4 separate regions of the Mus musculus genome follow, and regions 1, 2 and 4 are each linked to region 3. A link is a contact called in ENCODE Hi-C or POLR2A ChIA-PET data. All regions are on one chromosome and are shown on one strand. The core of a region is the stretch at or near the end of the contact, and the rest is flanking DNA. Distances in the headings are between cores, read along the strand shown.

Region 1 (2,700 bases), core at 3-2,502, 110 kb before region 3:
CTGTCCTGCAGCTTGCTTTGTAGACCAGGCTGGCCTCAAATTCGAATTCAGAGAGATCCTCCTGCCTCTGCATTCTAATTGTTTGGATGAAAGGTGTGTGCCATCAACGCCCAGCCCAAAATGCCTTATTTTTTTTCTCCTCATTTTTTTTTTGGGTGGGGGAGGGAGTGTGTTCTGTATAGCCTTGACTATCTTGTACTCTCTTGGTAGACCAGGTTTGTCTTAACTCTCAGAAATTTGACAGTCTCTGCCCCTCCCAACTGCTGGGATTAAAAGTGTGCAGCAAGAAAATTTTTCTATTTTGTTTTTTTGAGACAGGATTATTCTGTTCAGTCCTGGTTGTCCAGAAACTTGCTCTGTAGACTGGGCTGGCCTCAAACTCTGAGATCCGTTTGCCTCTGCCTCCCAAGTGCTAGGATTAAAGACGTGTGTCACCATCATTGTTAGGCACCCCCCTTTTTCTTTTTAGAAAGAGTCTCAAACAAACAAAAAGTCTTTTGTACCTCAGGCTAGACTTGAATTCACTATGTAGCTGATCTGTGTTTTTTGTTTTTTGTTTCTTTTTGGTTTTTCGAGACAGAGTTTTTCTGTGTAGCCCTGGCTGTCCTGGAACTCACTCTGTAGACCAAGCTGGCCTCGAATTCAGAAATTCGCCTGCCTCTGCCTCCCAAATGCTGGGATTAAAGGCGTGCGCCAGCACTGCCCGGCCACAGGATCTCATTTGGTAACTCAGGCTGGTCTTGAACTTGCAGTGATTGTCCAGCCTCACCCTCTCTTGCGCTGGTATTACAAGCGTGAGTCTGTTTCAGCTGTTTAAGCTTTGTGTGCTGAGCTTTGGTGAGCATATCCATCAAATGCACCACTTAAAATGACATCATCCAGGAAGGCCCGGCGACCCTTTTCTGCCCACTCTCTTGGGTACTTTGTCTGGAGTAAAGACTATTTTGAACGTGTTAAATTTGTATTTTCAAAGGGTCTATCTGGCTGTTGTGCAAAAGAAAGACAATCAGGCTTGAAGTGCAGACTTGTCGCCTAGCAACCAGACTCTCTCAGGGGCCCGGGGTTGGCTTGCTTCAGGATGGGGCCCCGCCCTTTCGGCACTCTACCCCGCCCCTCTTCTCTCACTTGCGGGAGAGTGCTGGCGGCCCCGCCCACCTTCCGGCCCCGCCCCTCACGGGAGCCTCGCGAAGCTCTGCGACCCGCAGGGGCGGGCAGATGCTTCTTATTGGTCAGTTTTCCGGAAGCTGAGTTGATTTGGTTTGGCAAGCGCAGCGTTGCTGGACGCGCGTGGCTCCCGCGCGTGGTGCGGACGGAACGAGGCCAGGGTGGCATCCGGGGACGGGGAGCCGGCGCTCCTCCAAGGCTGGCGGGAGCGGGCCTCAGTTTCCTCCGGGAGACGAGCGTAGCTTCCAGAATTGGAGCCCAGGCCCTCCCGCGCAGCTCGGCTGCAGGTTTGGCTTGTCAGAGGCTGAGAAGGGACGGAGGAGGCTCGGGTCCCCCCCACCCCATCACAGCTCGCAGGCCCCCGTGCTTGGCAGCCTCTCCGGTCTCCAGAGCCCTAGCGCAGGATGTTCGTGCTGGTGGAGATGGTGGACACCGTGCGCATACCCCCGTGGCAGTTTGAGCGGAAACTCAACGATTCCATTGCTGAGGAGCTGAACAAGAAATTGGCCAACAAGGTACTGGGCCCTCGGGCTGCCCGGCAGTGTCCCTACCGGTCCCACTGCTAGTCTGGCTATCGCCTGGTTCACCCTTGGCCTTGCACACTTAACTTCATGTCGGGGTTTTTTTCCTTCGCATCCTTATAAACCAGACTTGGGTGACAACGTGTACACAAGGGAGTAAATGGGCCGGGCGAGGTAGTGCACACCCGTAATCCGAGCTTCTTGGCTATTGAGGCTTTTTGACGATCCTGTGTTCGAGGCCAGCGTGGGCAATATAGTTAGCCCTTGACTCAGACAAATTAAAAGCACCGAAGCTGCTGGCGGTAGCGCATGCCTTTAATCCCATAACTCAGGAGGCAGAAGCAGGCGGATTTCTGTGAATTCGAGGCCAGCCTGGTCTACAGAGGGAGTGCTAGAACAGCCAAGGCTACAACGGAGAAACCCTGCCTCAAAAGAAACAAAAAGCATCAGGATGCTGAACAGTGCTTGAATTTGCTTGACATTCGCGGAGTCACTGGTTCGGTTCTCAGGATTGCCAGAAAACAAAACGGAGAGAGCGTGTGTACAAAATGGGTTTGTAAAACAGAAACTGGAATATGCCTGTTTCCTCGTTCAATTACTGTGTTGTCTTGGCCAAGTCACCCTCTCTGGGCCTCGGTTTGTGTTATCTGTGTTGCCCACAGTGTGAGAGTAGAGGTGAGAGGATAAGCGTGCGGGTCTCTAGAATTGAACTCAGCTTTCAGCTTTAGAGGGAGGCAGCTGTACCGGCTGAGCCAGCTCAGTAGCCCCTTTCTTGTATTCATTTGGTTACTGTGTTTCCCTTTCTATGACTACAGGGGCCTTCTCGGACTTTCACTCTCTCCAATGGGAGACACAGGCTCTGCCCTTGTAGCCTAGTGAGAAGAAGTTGGCTTGAGAATGTCTTGTTGTAATGAGCTGGGGTAAATGCCATGAAGGACAGGCATTCACAGAGTGGGGAACAGGGGAGTGTCACCCGGGATGAAAGAGATGGGTGACTTCTGAGGAAACAGCCATT
Region 2 (2,700 bases), core at 124-2,623, 81 kb after region 3:
ATTCAACAATCAGACAGACAAGGATTCCATATAGAGTATTTTCCCACACACCCAGCATTCACTGATTTTTGCAGCATACAATGGTTGGGTGTCTGCCAAGGACATTAGAAGTACATGCCAGGAAGAGTAAAAAGACTTCTCTTACTTTATTTCACACTATCACACATACTCCACAGTACAAAAAGCAAAAAACAAAAACAAAAAAAAACCCACCTTATATTGATAGTAACACTTACTATACAGACACATTTTGCTAATTATTTTAGTATTGTCCTTTATAGCAAATCTCTGTTGCCCCGTGAAAGATGAAACCCAGGCCCGGGTATTTCACTTATTAAACATGTCTGTTTCATATTTATTTGTTTAATTTTTAGGGCTGGGGATGAACTCAAACTCAATGCATACACTTATCATTGAGCTATGCCCCAGAGCAACCGTTTTCCATAGTCTTTTTTGTTTGTTTGTTTTTTTCGAGACAGGGTTTCTCTGTATAGCCCTGGCTGTCCTGGAACTCACTTTGTAGACCAGGTTGGCCTCAAACTCAGAAATCCACCTGCCTCTGCCTCCCGAGTGCTGGGATTAAAGGCGTGGGCCACCACTGCCCGGCTTCCATAGGCTTTAAGGAGTAACATTCTTCAAATTGAATGGCACAGGAGAATTTGGAACAATACAGACCAGTTATTCTGGAAGATGGTTTTGGCTTTTGTTTCTCTCCTTTCTCTCTCTCTTTCTCTCTTTCTCCCCACCCTCCCCGGCTCTCTGTTTCTCCGTCTCTTTCTCTCTGATTTGATTAATTTTATCCATTTGAAGAATGGACAGCCATGCTGTGTCATCAGTGCGCCATGCTGTGTTCATATTGATGTTAATATGAACCAGTTGGTTAAGGCGATGCCTGGAGTTTGTCTCTATTACAAAATGACTTTCTCCATTTTTAAAAATTATCTTTGGAGTTTCCTTTCAATTTCAGGGGAATTAGAATTTGTTTTTAAAGTCATTTCTTTTAGCAAGTAGATCCCTATCAATGCTGAAGTGATCCAGTGATTCACTGTTTCGCCTTTGTCAATAAAGTTGCATGAATGAGCGCTAACCTCTACGGAAGGGTGCGGCTACTTCGCGGCATGGTCTGTCGGGATTTGTAGTCTGCGGGCGCTTCCGTCAAATACCATCCCACAGAGTACTGTAGAGAAAGAGCCAGAAGCCGAGAGGGCGGAGAGGAGGGTTGCGAAGTCCGAGCGCTCTGCATCATGGGAATTGTAGTTCATCGCGCGCGTCCCGCCATGCCAGCGCCGGAGGACAGGACTTCCTTTCCCAGTAGGCCCCGCAAGCCGGCCCGGCAAAACCCCGCTCCGGCTTGAACAAATCAAATCGAAGGAAAGAAACTGCCGGCTTTCAAAAATCCTCCTCCGCCGCCATAATCGCTGGGGATCGTGGAGCAGGTGGTGTGCACGAGCTAAACGAGGAGCCGCGGCAGCAAGGAGAGGCAAGCAGACTGGTCACTGGGCCTGGCCCCCACGCGGACTCTCAAGCAGTGACCGACGCGCGCGTTCCGTCCCCCCACGCCGCGGTGCCGCTAATTTGTGGTGAGTCGGGGCCCTCACGCTCTTCCTGTCACTTGCCTGGGCCACCAGGGTCTGGGTGGGGCGAAGCGATCGCCTTGCTTCTACCCTTTTGATCACGCTGCGCCCGGCTTTGGGGGATGGGACGCTGGGCGCCGCTGCCCCTTGTACGTTTGGGGAAACTGAGGCCTAGAGTGGCCACTAGCCACAGCTTCCTCTCGGCGGTGGCGCCTCCCGTTGCCATCCATCTCACCTGGAGGCGGTAGGAAGCCGGCTGGCGTGCCGGGTGGGGCTACGCAGTCCATCGTTGCCTACCCAGTCGGCCCACGTCCGCGCGGGAAGCCTGGCATGAGTCACTGCTGACGCTTGGCTGGGTCGATGGATGGCCGTGCACCTGAGGACGTCCCCCACGCGGCCGCCCAGGAGGAGAGGGCGTTTGTGTATTGACCGTTTGTGCCTGCTCTCTCCCAGGCCGTCTGCTGACCTTGGATAGCTCAATACCATCCCTGTTTTGCTTTGGTTAGTCATTCTTTAAAGTGAATTGGGGAGGGCTTGTGTGTGTGTCTGTGTGTCCCTTCCACCTGGAGCCCTACCTACCACCACCAGTTTTTAATCTCATTGTCCCATCGTGGAACTGTAAGAGGTGGCTGAATTCCAGATAGATTTTTACTCATCTTCGTGTTTGTTGGGTTTCTGGCCCGTGACAGCTGGCTAAGGTGCCTATTTAACCTACCAAAGCGGACATGGCCTCCAGGTTCTCCCAGAATCCCTCAGTCCCTACTTGAAGTTTCCAGTCCCGGGGCTGGGCTTGCTTCTCTCCCCTGAAGCTCTTCACTATATAATCCTGACATTTTGGTCTTCTCACTTACCCTTCCATTCCTCTGTCTGCATTTCTCTCACTTTCTGCATATGTGAGCTCGTTTTTCCTTCTCTCCCCCACCCCTCTGTCTCCCTGTTTGCAAGGCGACTTTCCTTCTTTGGGACCAGTGAACCCACTAGAGCGCTGTCCCCAATAAACCTGCCTTTATACTTTAATTTGGTTTGAACTAGCTTATTTGGTCTGAGGAGACTACCTCTCAGTGTTGTCATTCTTTGAGCCCTCGAATATCAGGCCTTATACTGGGACCCTGTTCCTGTCAAAAAC
Region 3 (2,700 bases), core at 56-2,555:
ACACCCAAGGAAAGAAACAACAGCATTTTAGAAAGGGAAATGAGATCCCTGATACAAGCAATCCACAAACAGCCAAGTCCTTCCCAGATACCCTAATTAAGCTGAGCTCTTGGAAATCTGAAGATCTCAGACTGAAAGCACACATCAATGGACCTAAAACCCCACAATAGGTGGCAGTCCTGCTGCTCTTCCAGGCCAAATACCCAGGCCAAGTCTGCTTTCCACACCAGGCCCCAGGGACTCTTGTGGCCTGGGCAATTCGATGAAGCCCGGTCCTGCTATTGTGATTCCCAACAATCAACCAGGAGAAGGACCTGAGTGGCCACATTCTAACCCTCATCACAGCCCTACTTTGCCCAGCCTTCATTCCCTTAATTTTTTTTTAAACCAGGCTTTGATTTAAAAACAACTGGGAGACACTACCGACCCTCATCTCAAATTGCCTCCTCCATCCACACCTCCCAGGGATGCATTTCCAGTAAAGCACCACCGTGGACCTGCTCACTGTCCACTCGTAGAGAGGAGGAATCGTCTTCCTCCAGGACGGACCAAAGACATACAAAGGCCATCTGCTATACTGATCAGGGCCTCTCAAACTTTGGTGGTGAACTCTGCACCCACGAGGGTGCAGTGGAGTGTTTCTTAAAATACACGCTCTGTCTCAAGATCCGCAGACTAGGTGAGGTCCAGGAACCCGCATTTGAAGGCAAGCAGTATCCTCAGGATTTGGATGCAGGCGGCCCCACTGGAGCCCCCTCTAAGTGGCGGCTTCCTTGCAAAGTTCTGTTGACTTGTCCTTTCCAGATCACCCCCTGACTTTCTCTCTGGGCTAGAGGCCTAGTCCAGCAGGCCCCTAGTCATGCCCGGGCCCGCATAAACACCACACCACTGGACCGCTTCACCCTGACCTCTGACCCGGCCCGGGCCGGCCCGCCCCCACAAGGCCCCGCCTTTACAGAAACCCCGCCCCCAGACACGCGCGAGCCCCCCCCCCTCACCGAGGCGCGTCTCGCGCGGGGGGTTCTCCATCAGCTTCTTCAGGACCAGAGGGAAGGAGCCCGACAGGCCCCGTTCTCCAGCTGCACGCCCCGGGCCCGGCCCCGCCTGAGGCTCCACAGGCGGCTTCTTCCCGCCGCCCGCGTCGGACATCGTGCCCTGCGCCCCACTCGTGCGCCTCGCCTCCCCCGCCCGCACCCCGAGACGGGCCGGAGCGGCTCGACCCGCCGCAGCTGCTGACACGGGCAGCACTGCGCAGACGCGCTACTGCACCCCCACCTCTCTCCATCCGCACCCCTCCCGCGGACTGGTTCCGTCTCATTCATTATTCATAAGGCCAGGCCAGCGGTCCCATAGCGTGGCTTCCGATTGGTGCGCGCTGCGTAAGGGCGGGCACAGCTCTTCAGGCTAGGATTGGCTGTGAGAACCAAACGATGTAGACACGTGCTGGGCCAGGTGAGGAGTATCGCTCCGCCTGCCCGGGAGCGTCGGGCCCTTCTGCGGAGCCCCCCTGTTCTTTTTTGGTCAGTCGCGTCCCTTTCGCCACCACTTTCGTGACTACAGGTTTCCTCCCACCTCATCGCAGCCTCCTTTTTCTCCTTCCCTCGGAGAAGCCACCTCAGAGGAAGGCGGAGCGGGGCGCGACGGCCCAGCCCCGAGGGTCACGTGGAGCGGCAGCAGATGCGGAGCCTCGCGGGGCGGGGCAGTGAGGGAAAGGCTCGCGGCAGCCAATGGGGCAAGAGGGCGGGGCCGGCGCGATTGCACGAGGCTCTGCACGTGCGGCTGCGGCGCGGAGGGGCGGAGAGGGGCGGAGAGGGGCGGGGCTGGCTCTGGCCTAGGCCTAGCCAGGACTGGCCTGTTGTGTTGTTTGGCGGACTCTGCCCGGGGGTAAGGGGACTGGGACGTGGGTAGCCAGCCAGCGCTCCTCCCACGCTCCGCGCGAGGTTAGCGGAGGGCAGGCGGGTCCCAAGCTCCGCTGCTTCAGCGGGTGTCAGGTTGCCCACTGATTTAGGGATTGGGAGCGGGCGTGGTTGCAGAATAAACACTAGTACGGAGAGCGCATTCTTGAAACCTATCCACGAACCAGGGTCCGGACAGACTTCCGTACTACTAGCTGCTCGCTTGTGACCTTGGGAATTATCCAGTTGCTCCACGGGAGCCCATTTCCTCAGTCTTAAAAATTCAACATTGAACTAGAGTCAAAAGCAAAACAAAACATAGTTTCTGGGTTCCTTAGGAAACCTGTGAGCCGTGAAGGGGTGTGCAAACCTTCAAGATGGCTCGCAGAACTTTGTACCTCTTTGCAGTACAAGTCATACTCGGCTTCAAGCCCAGACAATACTAGACGCTCAGGGATTAAGCTCCCAGAGGGGCAGGGACTTGGCTTGTTTATACTCTGTCCCTCCGTCCCTCCCATGGCTCCCTGCCTCGGAAGGAGGAGCTGAGTCTGGCGGAAAGGCAGCCTGTGGTTCATGCGGTAGTTACAGAACACCACAATAGACAGCTAGAAGCGCATGGATTGTGTTAGGACCTGAGGAAAAAGAAATTTAGCTGAGTAAGCCCAAAGGAAGCGGCTAAAGGACGTTGGGTAGCCTTAGGAATAGAGTGATGGACTGTGAATCTAAAATACAAGATTTTGTGATGTTGATCGTTTTCTGAACCTGAATCCTCTAGCCCATTGTTCCATTTCTCCAGTCTGTTCTC
Region 4 (2,700 bases), core at 40-2,539, 80 kb before region 3:
AGGCATCCTGAGAGGCCGCTTTACTGAGGTATAATTAGACTGATAAGCCCTGTACAGGGCATATGTTTTGGAACTGGAAGTAGCTCAGATGCAGAGCAGGAGGTGCTAGGACCTTTACTTGGTCCTCATTACCACACACACAAACATCCCGAAACCCACACCCCAAAGCCCTTCCCTGCCCTCTGGTAATAACCCAGCCCATTCCCAGCCTACCATGCTCTCCAGTCTGTGACCAAAGGTCAGTGTTATGTGACTAGAGCCCTAAATCCTGGGATTGTTTATGTGTGTGTGGACATGTGCAAATAGGTATCTGTAGAGGCCAGAGGACTGGCGATCCCCTGGAATCAGAGTCATAGTGGATGGTGCCAGGAATTGAACTTGGGTCTCTCTAGAAGAGAACACTGAGTCATCTCTCCAGTCCCTACTCTTAGGCTTTCATAAGCACTTCATGCATAGAACTCATTTATACTCACAGTGCAGATGAGGAAACTGAGGCTCTGGGAGGAAAGTGAGTTCTCCCAGGTCCCAAAGCTGAGGTACAAAACTAGATGCAAGGATCCAACAGGGTGTGCTGTCTGTGCTCTCATGCTGACTCTACTGCTGACCCAGCATGACTCAGCAGGAAACGTGGACCCTTCCTTCTCCTCTGCCTGCCTGGGCCCATCTACTAATCTCAGTCTCCTAAGCCCTTGAACTAAGAGCTCTTCTCTAAAGTCCTAGATGGCCGGGCGGTGGTGGCACACACCTTTGATCCCAGCACTCGGGAGGCAGAGGCAGGCGGATTTCTGAGTTCGAGCCCAGTCTGGTCTACAAAGTGAGTTCCAGGACAGCCAGGGCTACACAGAAAAACCCTGTCTCGAAAAACCAAAAACCAAAAAAAAAAAAAAAAAAAAAGTCCTAGCTGTTCAGCTCAACTGGTAGTTCTAAGAATCTCTAGGTCTGCTTCATTAGAGAAGCCAGTAAAAGCAGCAAGGCTGGCCCTTTGCAGCAGCATATCCCAGGCAGGTGGGTGGCAGTGACTCACTGTATAGAATATAACCTCTCTTTCTGGGCTCAAGAGAGCTGAAAAATAGCACTAAAACCTTGAAAGAAATGCCTGAAATGCTCTTTAAACAAAGACCAGCCCGACACTGGGCTGCTTAGAAGGCTCAGCAAGTAAAGGCGCTCACCTCCACAATAGGTGACCTCAGTGTGGCCTGAGATGAACACACTCTAATACAGTATATGATGTACAGCTGACAGTGAGCAAAACTAGGGCAGCTTACCAGTACGTCTTCTGATAGAGAGTGACTTCGGATCTCTATCTATATTTATCTGTCCCTCTGTTCTTCTGGGTGGTGTTCTGTTCCTGGAAATGGAGTCTGGCTCTACTGTCAAAGGCTCTGAGAGGAGGAAGAGTCCCCTAGCCGTGCTCTGCCTTCTTTAAAGCTCTTAGACTAGCTTGATCTTCCTTAGGTCTTATGGGTGCAGTTACAGCCGTTGTAAGCTCATGTTTGATCAAGACACATGACATGCATGTTTGAAATTCTCAAACAAGAAAACACATTCTTTAGAATAAAAAACTTCTTAGAAGAGCCTTACCTCTACTTTTTCTCTATGTCATGGTTTTTTAGCCCTGGCACTACCTACACGTGGGCCAGGTGACTCTGCTATAAGGCTGTCCTGTGGCTGTTTAGTGGTGTTGTTAGTTCCTACCCACTACGTAGTAACAACCCTCACTCTGTTTCTAGTAAAGATAACTAAGAAATGTCTTGACGTACTGCTGAGCATCTCCTGAGAGCAAAACCAACTCTCTGAGGACAGCTGCTTGGTTCATGGCGACAACAAGAAAGGGCAGTTTTTCCAGTTACCTGAACCATGCAGATAGTTACCAGAATTCTCTGGTTAACACAGGGGAAAAAAATGGAAATTTTTTAGTAATTTTATTGACAAAGTTAAAATCTAAATATTGGTTTTGTTGCTTCAGCCAATTGCTCAGAGTAAAAACTAAATGACAAGCAAGCCAGGTGGTCCTGGAACTTGCTCTATAGATGAGGCTATTTTTAAAAGCAGAGATCCGCCTGCCTCTGCCTTCCTTGTGCTGGGCATGCACCAGAGGATCCTATTAAATATAGGGTTCTTAGCCGGGCGTGGTGGCGCACGCCTTTAATCCCAGCACTTGAGAGGCAGAGGTAGGCAGATTTCTGAGTTCGAGGCCAGCCTGGTCTACAAAGTGAGTTCCAGGACAGCCAGGGCTATACAGAGAAACCCTGTCTCAAAAAACAAAAACAAACAAAAAATAAATATAGGGCTCTTATCAGTTAAACTGCAGTGCAATCTCAGAGTCTTGGTCTGAAGAGACTCCCATGTGATGCCAAAAACCAACAGTGTTTGAAGCAAGGTCAAGCTCCCCTGAGTTATAACTGTGAGGGTGGGGAGCAGGGGCTGATGTAAGAGCCTCCCAGGTGACTTAAGCATAGAGTCTGGATGAACCCCACAAGACTAGAAGCTGGCTTGGGACTGGCTCAGTTGGTAGAGTGCTTACCTACTATGCACAAAGAACTGGATTTAAGGTCCAGTGTCATATATGATGGCACATGCCTATAATCCTAGCACTTGGTAGGTACAGGCAAAAGGATCAGAAATTCAAGATCATATCCTTGGCTACACAGTGAGTTCAAGGCCAGCCAGGTATACATGAAACCCAAATGTCAAGACGGC

Evidence for each region. A loop is a pair of places that touch in the nucleus more often than their neighbours do. ChIA-PET counts read pairs that join two places held with the same protein, here RNA polymerase II (POLR2A).
Region 1: POLR2A ChIA-PET joins it to region 3 with 37 read pairs in embryonic stem cell. The contact joins the promoter of Polr3h here to the promoter of Tef in region 3. POLR2A ChIA-PET finds 5 or more read pairs at or near these places in 3 of 5 experiments (Patski and embryonic stem cell).
Region 2: POLR2A ChIA-PET joins it to region 3 with 19 read pairs in Patski. The contact joins the promoter of Rangap1 here to the promoter of Tef in region 3. POLR2A ChIA-PET finds 5 or more read pairs at or near these places in 3 of 5 experiments (Patski and embryonic stem cell).
Region 4: POLR2A ChIA-PET joins it to region 3 with 12 read pairs in embryonic stem cell. The contact joins the enhancer-like site here to the promoter of Tef in region 3. A Hi-C loop is called at or near these places in 1 of 37 maps with a recorded cell type or tissue (left cerebral cortex). POLR2A ChIA-PET finds 5 or more read pairs at or near these places in 3 of 5 experiments (Patski and embryonic stem cell).

What each region holds. Positions count from the first base shown.
Region 1 is chr15:81,924,765-81,927,464 of GRCm38, reverse strand. It overlaps Polr3h (polymerase (RNA) III (DNA directed) polypeptide H), which reads left to right and starts at 1,252. Exons shown (of 6, transcript NM_030229.4): 1 at 1,252-1,679. The coding sequence starts at 1,569.
Region 2 is chr15:81,728,592-81,731,291 of GRCm38, reverse strand. It overlaps Rangap1 (RAN GTPase activating protein 1), which reads left to right and starts at 1,373. Exons shown (of 16, transcript NM_001146174.1): 1 at 1,373-1,580.
Region 3 is chr15:81,810,019-81,812,718 of GRCm38, reverse strand. Tef (thyrotroph embryonic factor) reads right to left here and starts at 1,305. Exons shown (of 4, transcript NM_017376.3): 1 at 999-1,305. The coding sequence starts at 1,149.
Region 4 is chr15:81,889,932-81,892,631 of GRCm38, reverse strand. The region is part of intron 2 of Aco2 (aconitase 2, mitochondrial); the gene reads right to left. Among named protein-coding and RNA genes, the nearest start is that of Aco2, 19 kb to the right of the region's middle. Within about 2 kb of position 1,289, at least 1 of the 3 ENCODE cell types and tissues checked has a DNase peak (open chromatin) inside an H3K27ac peak, as active enhancers do; it is left cerebral cortex, where a contact is called at or near this core.